Regions from separate parts of the Homo sapiens genome. Here region 1 is linked to region 2. A link is an interaction called in ENCODE POLR2A ChIA-PET data of the cell type or tissue named here. Cell type or tissue: MCF 10A. All regions are shown on one strand. Links, peaks and the distances in the headings refer to the core of each region. The heading gives the core; the rest is flanking DNA. Region 1 overlaps CT69 (cancer/testis associated transcript 69). Region 2 has its middle 82 kb from the start of LINC03002.

Region 1 (4,394 bases), core at 233-4,232, 160 kb before region 2:
GGGCAAATCATTTCCCTCTGTTCTCTGCAAAATGGGCAGGGCAAGCATCAAGGTTGCAGAGGTGTGAAGATTTAGGGAGATAACGTGAATGAGATGCTTTTCACAAAGCCTGGCACTGAGGAAGCACCAAATTAAGCCTTAGCTATGATTATTAAATTTCCATTTGATTATTCATGCTGTGAATGTATAGATCTGTGTATTTTTTAATTTAAAGGGAAACTGACCATTTGTAGTAAATGTCTGCAAAGTAACATGTAGTTTAGCAATAAATACTTAAGAATCAGACTAACAAAAAATATTTGGTATTAACACAAAGTTTTACATAGCTATTTATTTACTTATATATTTATGAGGCAGGATCTTGCTCTGTCACTCTGGCTGGAGTAGCAAGTGCCACTACATATGGCTAATTTTAAATTTTAAAATTAATTAAATTTAAAGCAAGTGCCACTACATGTGGCTAATTTTTCATCTTTTTTTTTTTTTTTTTTTTTTTTTTTTTTAGAGACAGGGTCTCACTATGTTGCCCAGGCTAGCCTTGAACTCATGGTCTCAAGTAATCCTTCTGTCTTGGGCTTCCAAAGTCCTGGGATTATAGACATGAGCTACCAAACCTGGCCAGCTTTATAATTTTTAAAATGAAGTATATAAAGACCTAAATGAATTTTTTCAAAAGGCTCAACAATCTTTCAAACATACAGAGTTGATTAAAAACACTCATTATAAATAAGAATAAAAAGTTACCTATCTATACGCAAGGTAGAAAACTGAAACCATACGAACAGATAGTAACTGAGCAGTAAAGGTCTTCCTTGACCTTTATAAAACTTCCCCTTTCTCCCACAAGTATTTGTATATCTTTCTAGAATTTTTTAATGTATCTACAAGCATAAAAATCTGTGTGTATTTATTCACAAATGGAATCACTATATCCACTATTTTTCATCTGGATATTTTTAACTTGAAAGTATATCTTAAAGATACTCCCATACCTTTAAAAGATGCATGGTATTCTATCATATAGATATTTCATAATTCATGAAACTTGATAAAAATTCCTAAATGATGATGTTAGAGTTCCAGGTTTTTTCTTCTCACAACGAAAACTGGAAAATGTAGCTTTGTACCTATATGTGTGTTTTTGTAGGTAAATAAGGATGAATTCCCAGCAGTGAAGATTTAGCAGAACACGTTAATGACACTTTAAAAACAAAGTTAAAATACACATTTAATGAGATTACTCAGGGCAGATTGTTAAGTTTGTGGATCACCCAGGTCCTCTCCTTTCCTCCTTACTAGACATTATATCTCGCTAGAGATTAACTTGGGGCATATAGTTTTGAAGCCAAGAGCTTAGGACATTGGACCCCCACCATTTACTAGCAAGACAAAGTAGTTACATTCTCTGAGCCTAGTCCTGCCTGTTGGGGTTATTGTGAGAATCAAATGAGATGTTGAAAATCAGCATTGAACACAGCATTATTTAGCACTGGTGTTTTAGTCCATTCTGCTATAACAAAAAACCCAAACTGGGCGGCTTGTAGACAATAGAGATTTATTTCTCACAGTTCTGGAGACTGAGAAGTCCAAGATCAAGGTGATGGCAGATTCAGTGTCTGATGAGGGCTCACTTCCTCACAGACAGCACTTTCTTACCGGCAGGAGGTGCCAGGGGTTTCTCTAGGCCTTTTTTGCAAGAGCACTAGTCCCATTCCTGTGGGCTCTGCCCTCACGTCCTAATCACCTCCCAAACGCCCTGTTGCCTAATCACCTTGGGGATTACGATTTCAATATATAAATTTTGGAGGGACAAAAACCTTCAGTTCATTGCAACTGCTAACCCCTCAATAAATGTAGCAACAAATAGTTAATAATTCCTTATTAATATTTTCTAATTAATCTAGTGATGATTATTCTTAAGGAACACTAGACCAGGATTTTCCAAATTTCCAATTTTTTTCATATCGACCTAAGCAGTGTTAGTTATCCATTTATCATTTACTTGCTGTATATTCCCTCCTATGCTTAAAGACTATCATTAATTTTTTTCTTGAATTTATCTACAGATTTCAAGTATCTTCACATTTTCTCCCAGAACTATTTCTCAAACAGGGAAGTCAGTTTTATTACCCTGCTTCAGGCCTTTACGCAGTCTGGCGAAAGACTGCGCACCTAGTCTACAAGAAACCTGGTCAGTCTAGAGATGGATATAGAGGGGAAAAAAATCAAATTCTTTTTTTAAAAAACATTGAATTGTTCACTGAGTAGTAACAGGCAAAAACCGTGATTGCAAGAATATCTGTGAAGGTTACCATGTTTGCAAAGCCATTTTGAATAACTGTTTGGGGCTCTGCTCTCAAACCCTGGCAGTGGAAAGCAGAGGCCTGGTGAGCCAGGCTCCTCTGCAGCCCCACACCAGGCTCTGCCCATCAGGTACTCCATATCAGAAGAGGGAACTGAAAAGTAGAAACCATACAGAGTCCTTTATTTATATTTTTTACTTGGGAGGTGACAGTGACAACTGGAGCTTCTGGCAGCAGGGGCGGTGGTTCTGGTGTTTGTTTTCCAGTGTCAGCCTAGACTTTGGCTGCCTCTGCCCAGTGGCCGTGCAGTGTCAGGGGAAGCGGCCATGGAGACTTCTGGGCTGTGCTCCTGGGTGCATGGCCTCCAAGGCTGGCTCTCTGGCTTTCTTGCAACAGTTCTGAATGCTGCTCCATTCCTTTGCTGCTTAAAAACGTTGAATGAGTTTGGCTCTTTATAACTGTGTGCCCCAAACCCCAATTTCCTCAACCCCCACACTCCTCCCATTTCCTCATTTCAGTGCATGGTAACTATGTCCTAAGCCAGTTGCTTGGATCCATCCGTGACTTCCCTCTTTCTCTCCATTTCTCTCAATAGCAGCATTAATTATTTTTAGAGACAGGGTCTTGCTCTGTTGCCCAGGCTGTAGTGCAATGCCGAGATCATGGCTCATTGCAGCCTTGACCTCCTGGGCTCAGGGATCCTTCCCATCTCAGCTTCCCAAGTAAATACAGGCACATGTCACCACACCCGGCTCATTTTTAAAACTTTTTAATAGAGATGGGGTCTCACTATGTTGCCCAGGCTAGTCTTGAACTCTTGGCCTCAATTAATTCTCCTGCCTCAGCCTCCCAATATGTTGGAATTACAGGTATAAGCCACTGTGCCCAGCCTTGTCTTTCTCCAGAGGCTGTCACCCCCATAGCCTATTGTTACCCAGGTACTAGAGTGATCTTTCAAAAAGTAAATCAGATTATGCTGCTCCTTTTCTTAGAACCCTCCTCACTCTGATTAAAGAATTCCACTGTGGCCTCCAAGACCCTAAAAGGGCTGCTCCCTTGTTATTTGTCTCTAATTTATCAAGCACCCGCTTCCTTCTGCACTCACTGCTCTCCACACACACTGGCCCCAGGTTTACAACCTTCTCCCAGGCAGCTCCCACACACTGCCCCTTTGCTAGTCTCAGAACACCCCCAGCATGCCACCATCTCAGGGCCTTCTTGTTGGATCTCCTGTGCCCGGAGCTTCCTCCCTCCAAGACACACACTCTCCACCATTTCTGCAGTACCTAACTGCCTTATTTCTTCAAATGCCTTTCCCTAAATCTCCCCAGGTCACCACACGCAGCTCTCTTACTCTGCTCTGTTTTTTTCCACGTCATTTCTTTTTTTAAATTTTCTTTTTTTTTTTCAATCTCCAATGTGACAGTATCCATAGCATTTCTTATCCTTCAAAATATATATCAATTTGCTTATTTCCCAATTGTCTGTCTCTCTCCCTGTTAGAATATAAGCTTCATGAAGGCAGGGACTATCTGATTCCTGCTATACCCTTAGGGTCTAGAATGTTGCCTAGTTCATAGTAACTACTCAAAAAATATTTGTTGCATAATTAAATGAATGAATAAATGAATATGGATGCATACAGCATTCTCTATTGTCTGAGAGTTTATAAGGAGGTCATTACCAGTCACTCAAAGAAATATTGTAGAGGCAGCAACCTTAATGGAAATCAGTCAGAAGCCTTGAAGGAAATGACTGATTTTATCAATGTTCTTCATTTTAATAAAAAAGAAAAGTTTAAGATTTACTAAGGTCTGACTGAAGGCTTTCTTAAGCTTAGTCAGAGATGTCCATGGTACAATTTAAGGGGCACATTATGGAATCACCTGCCCAAACCAACTATTTTCTGTGGTCCATCATAATGTCTAAACTTCTCAGTATTTATTATTTTATTTATTTTACAAATATGCCAGGCCCTATTCTAAGAAGTTGGGATATAGCAATCAACAAGTCAACATCCTGTCCTCATGGAACTTACGTTCTAGTTGGGAACAGACAATAAAGGAAGAAACACATGTATAGCAAGCACCA
Region 2 (4,394 bases), core at 168-4,167:
TTTTTTTCCCATTGAAATAGAAGTAGGATTATTAGCTAAGAGTGAGAATGGGGGAGGTTTGAGGCTAGAGAAGAAAGAACGAACTATCACCTAAGAGAGTGGGAAAATGACTGGATTAGAGAAATCCGGTGTGATTACTGGGCAGGGCAGCATTAAGTGCCTACTTGAGATTAACAGTCGGGAATTTAAAGTGAGGCCAGTCAGACTGGCTGTTGTTCTTCTCCAGCCACATTCAGCCCTGTAGGTCAAAACACAGAGAAAGCACGGAGCTGGATCAGCAAGACTGTGGTTTAACCACAAAAATCAATTTAAAAAGTCTCATGTGAGTCAACAACCATGCCAGACACTGACATCACAATAATACAATAATAATAACAATTAGAGAACTCTTCATATATGCCAAACAACATGCTGAGCTCTCTATCAAAAAGAATATTCACGAAAAAAAAGCCTATGCCAGAGAATGAGTGCTATTAGCACCATTTTATAAATGAAGGAACCGAGGCTAAAGTGAACACATAGCTCACTCAAACTTATATGTTTAGTAACAGAAATAACTGAGAGTTGAACCCAGTGTTCTTGGTCAGCTCCGAGACTAGTGAGGACACTCACTAGAAAAGGGGTTGGAGTCCTGAGCAAAACATGCTACAGGAAGCCCAGGAACACAGAACAAGCTACTTTTATTTTTAAAACTTAAAAAAAAAATTCATACACTTGTAACAAAAATTGGTGGATTTGAAGATTTAATGGAAAGTGCACACTCCCATATGTATGAATATATTAATCATTTGTGCTCTAGTCGAATGACTAAATATCATTAGATATGACAGGAGGGATGCCCTCCCCGCACCTTGGGAGTGACCCAGAATGACTGTGCTTCTTATGCAGTGACTTCAGGACTCCACGACCTTGGCCACCCATGCAGGTGTCCCACAGATTCCCTCCTCAAAGATATTTTGGGAGACAACGAATTTCAGGACTTCAAATGTGTGCCTTTATCTTGATATCACTTCCATAGCTTTAGATACCAGAGTCTATAATGGGTAAAATAAGTGAAAAGAGGTTTTCTTATGTCAGGTTTATTTTAGGGATTCCTAATATAAAGGTTTGGAAGGTCCTTTCTTGAAATGGCTCTTATGGAAAGGAAACCCAGAAACTAATTCTGTAATGCTTTCTTTGGAAAAATGGCTACTAACTTCTAGCACAAAAGACCAGACAGGTATCTGTATGTTCTATTTGGACCTACAATGTGCCAGACTGGGCTAGCCAGTTTACAAATGTGTTCTTATTTAGTCAGCTCATCAGCCCTGGGAAGTGGCATTTGGAGCTTGATAAATTGCCCAACGGCTCTCAGGTAGAAGAAGACAGAGCTAGGAGTCTAACCCACCACTTAAATAAAGCCCTCAGCCAATCAACAGGAGACAAACTCTACCTCGATTAGCTTCTTTTTTCCCATTCCTTCTCCCTCTTCTTTGCCTAGCAGAATCTCCTCTCAAAGCTTTAGAAATGACTCAACTTTTTCAACACAATCCAAAAATATGCTTCAAACCTTTATTCTTTTTCCCCTAAATAAGAAAACAAAACTTTATTAGCAGGTGAGTTTTCTCCTAGGCATTTTGTGGACTATAAATGAGGCCACGAATAATAATAATGGACAAGAAAACAGATAATGGCAACTGCCCAGGCTGCCAGGCAGTGTGCAGTGGCCAGTTGAGCCTCGCCATTCTTTAAAGATATAAAGTCTTGCTCTCCAGGTGCAGGAAAATTAATAAATACCCTTGGGGTAATTAGGGGCTGCTCCACCCACATGATGAAGAGGTGCCGTGAATTTCATTCTCCAGCCCTCTCACCTAAGACACGCTTACACTAGGTGTTCCATAAAAGTTTTATGAAGCTAATTCCCGTTACAAAGAAAGGTCCTGCAGACGGATGGGAATGTAATAGTGCTTTAGCTAAGATGCCATATTCAAGGCAGCACATGGATATGTAAATTTATGCTTCCCTTGGGAAAGGCAAAGAAAGCCATGATGCCATAAAGAATGGAAACATGCTCTGAAGGCCGAAGGAATCCCTGAAGTTCCTCCAGTTTGTCCGGAGCTGCTTTCCTGGAGCAGGTCTTCCACAGTCCACAGGTGTGCACATTCTAAGAACCTGGTCAGGGAGCTCCAGCAGCCCTTTCTGCCAGCAACTGAGTTCTCCCCCAGTTCTTATACACCTCTGAGTCAAGCCTTAGGGTACTGTCCAGGTGCCAAGAACATCCAGTCTCCACAGTGGGGAAATCACATCCTTAACATAATAAGATTAACTAGGAGGACAGGTGAGGTAAACCATGCATTTGTTCCAAGCTGGTATATTAAAATGCCCTGCCCAGCAACAGCTCTGATGCCATGTCAAACTGGTTAGAGCTGCTTCCTGGCAGAAGTCCTCAGTGACTCAATTCAGAAGGAAGACTAACATAAGATGAGAGAAAAAGTTGTCAGTTTCCAAACCTTCTTCAGGGGATTAAGAAGCTAAAGTCACACAGTGTTAATAAAGCCCTTTGGGAAATCACAGAGAGCAGAATAAACGAACAGGAGAGTCAGAGTGGATTTTTCTTTTGCTGGTGTGTTTCAGTGTCATTGAAAAAAATCAGAGCCCACTCTCCAGACACTGACAACCAAGGACTGACCCCCATGAGTCCACGGCTCTGAAATTTGCACAGTGGCTGGCTTGCTATTGAGTTTGCGCATCTCAATACCCTCAAAACCCTCCTGGGTTCCTCTGTGTCTGCCTGACTGACCTCCAGTGGAGTCTTTCAATCAGTAAGGTTCTCTTGATGAGAAAGGTTCCCTTGTGCTACTCAGGATCCCAGGCTCCCAGGCGATTCTTGATCTGATCCTCCCTGGTAAACTCATGTGACTGGGGGAACTTGCTAGCTCATTTTGTTTTCACAATAGGACAGCTTTCTCACAAAAGCATCCCAAAGACTCAATCATTTAGGATTCCAAGTTTTTATTCTTAAGGAGAATGGCAGTCCTTTAAAATGTGCCTTGCATCAGAGAGAGGTGACGAGAGAAGTGAGGGAGGTAATGGTGGGTAAAACCTTTAAAAAATGGACAAGTAATTCCATTAAAGTAATTAGGGCAAAGGTCCTAAAAGAGACCATGTTAAGAAACCTGATTCAAGTGCTGTAATTTAGCTAAGTGTATTGCTAAGTAATTCCAAGATTACTCAGCAGCTTACTATCCTCTTTTGGAGTTTCCCTTGATAAGATGTTTCCTTAATGAACTTGCAGGTGCTCATCTTCCTAAACCTGAGAAGGCTGGAAAAAAAAGTATCACAACCAGAGAGAGTGGGATAATTTTCTCTGCCCTTACCTCTCTATAAGAAATGTCCCCCCAACCACCACCTCCCTTACCCTTTAGATGCCTCTTCATTCTAGTTTAATAGTCTTTGATTTCAAGGAACAGAAATCCACTGAAATTAATTCAAACAAAGACAGAGAGAAGGAGAAAGAGGATTACATAAGATAAAAGACCGCCCACCAAGCTCAGCAGAATCACATGCAAATTGGAGCTGGAACCTCAGAAGGTCTCAGAAATGGGGCTGCTCCTCTGCCCCCTCTCTCTGCACCATTGTGTCTTGTATTTCTGCTTCTCTCGCACATCCCTTCCATTCTCCTCACTGCCTCTGCTTCCTGAGCTTCCTGGGAGACAGAATAATGCCTGCAGATATTTCATAAACGAGCTCGAGAATTGCCTTAGCTGCTCTGCCACTTACCAGCTGTGTGACCTTAGGAAAGTGATCGCATCTAAGACCTGGTTTCCTCATTTTCTAATGAAGATAGCGCTATTGCCCACCTGATAGGATTAGTCCAGTGCTTGGCACACAGGAAGCATGTCAGAAGTTGCAGCAACTAGCATTATCAATTGTGGCTGCTGCTGTTGTCACTGCTTATAGTTACTTCTTCTAATTCGAGTTGGCCCATAGCTTTGGCTTTGCAGGACACAAAGGCAATCTACTCCCTAGGCAACCTTGCATTCTAGCTCCCCCAGAGAACAGTCCTGGTTTATGGTATTCTCAATAAAGCTCACATTGGTGCCTGCCATGGTTCCATCAGCTGTAGCCAGGGAGGATGGTGGCTATGCTAGAGCAATATTGTCACCCAAGCTCTCATCAGAAGGGTCTGTTAGTGAGGGATGCTCCTAAGGAAGCATGCTTTGAATGTGACACCCCCAAAACATACCTACTACATTCTTCCATGAACTTTAAAACAAAGCTAAATATTGTTTAGCTTTTCTTAAAGCTATTATTCTTAAAGCTCCTTATTTTCTATTAGGAGTCCAGTATAGCATGAATATCGTCAGGAAACACTTTTGATTCGGAAGGTCTCATATATCTTTTTTTTTAATGTT

The links. Peaks named below come from ENCODE experiments on the same cell type or tissue, not always from the same donor. Only the 100,000 strongest peaks of a DNase experiment are listed, where the experiment ranks them.
Region 1: POLR2A ChIA-PET joins it to region 2 with 5 read pairs; 2 of 35 experiments call an interaction of 5 or more read pairs at or near these places.

What each region holds. Positions count from the first base shown.
Region 1 is chr6:134,456,455-134,460,848 of GRCh38, forward strand. The region is part of intron 2 of CT69 (cancer/testis associated transcript 69); the gene reads right to left. All of the region lies in intron 1 of LINC01010 (long intergenic non-protein coding RNA 1010), which reads left to right. Among named protein-coding and RNA genes, the nearest start is that of CT69, 20 kb to the right of the region's middle. In MCF 10A, for the core only: no CTCF peak of the experiment used is centred there; no DNase peak of the experiment used is centred there.
Region 2 is chr6:134,619,755-134,624,148 of GRCh38, forward strand. No RefSeq gene overlaps it. Among named protein-coding and RNA genes, the nearest start is that of LINC03002, 82 kb to the left of the region's middle. In MCF 10A, for the core only: no CTCF peak of the experiment used is centred there; a DNase peak (open chromatin) is centred at 2,307.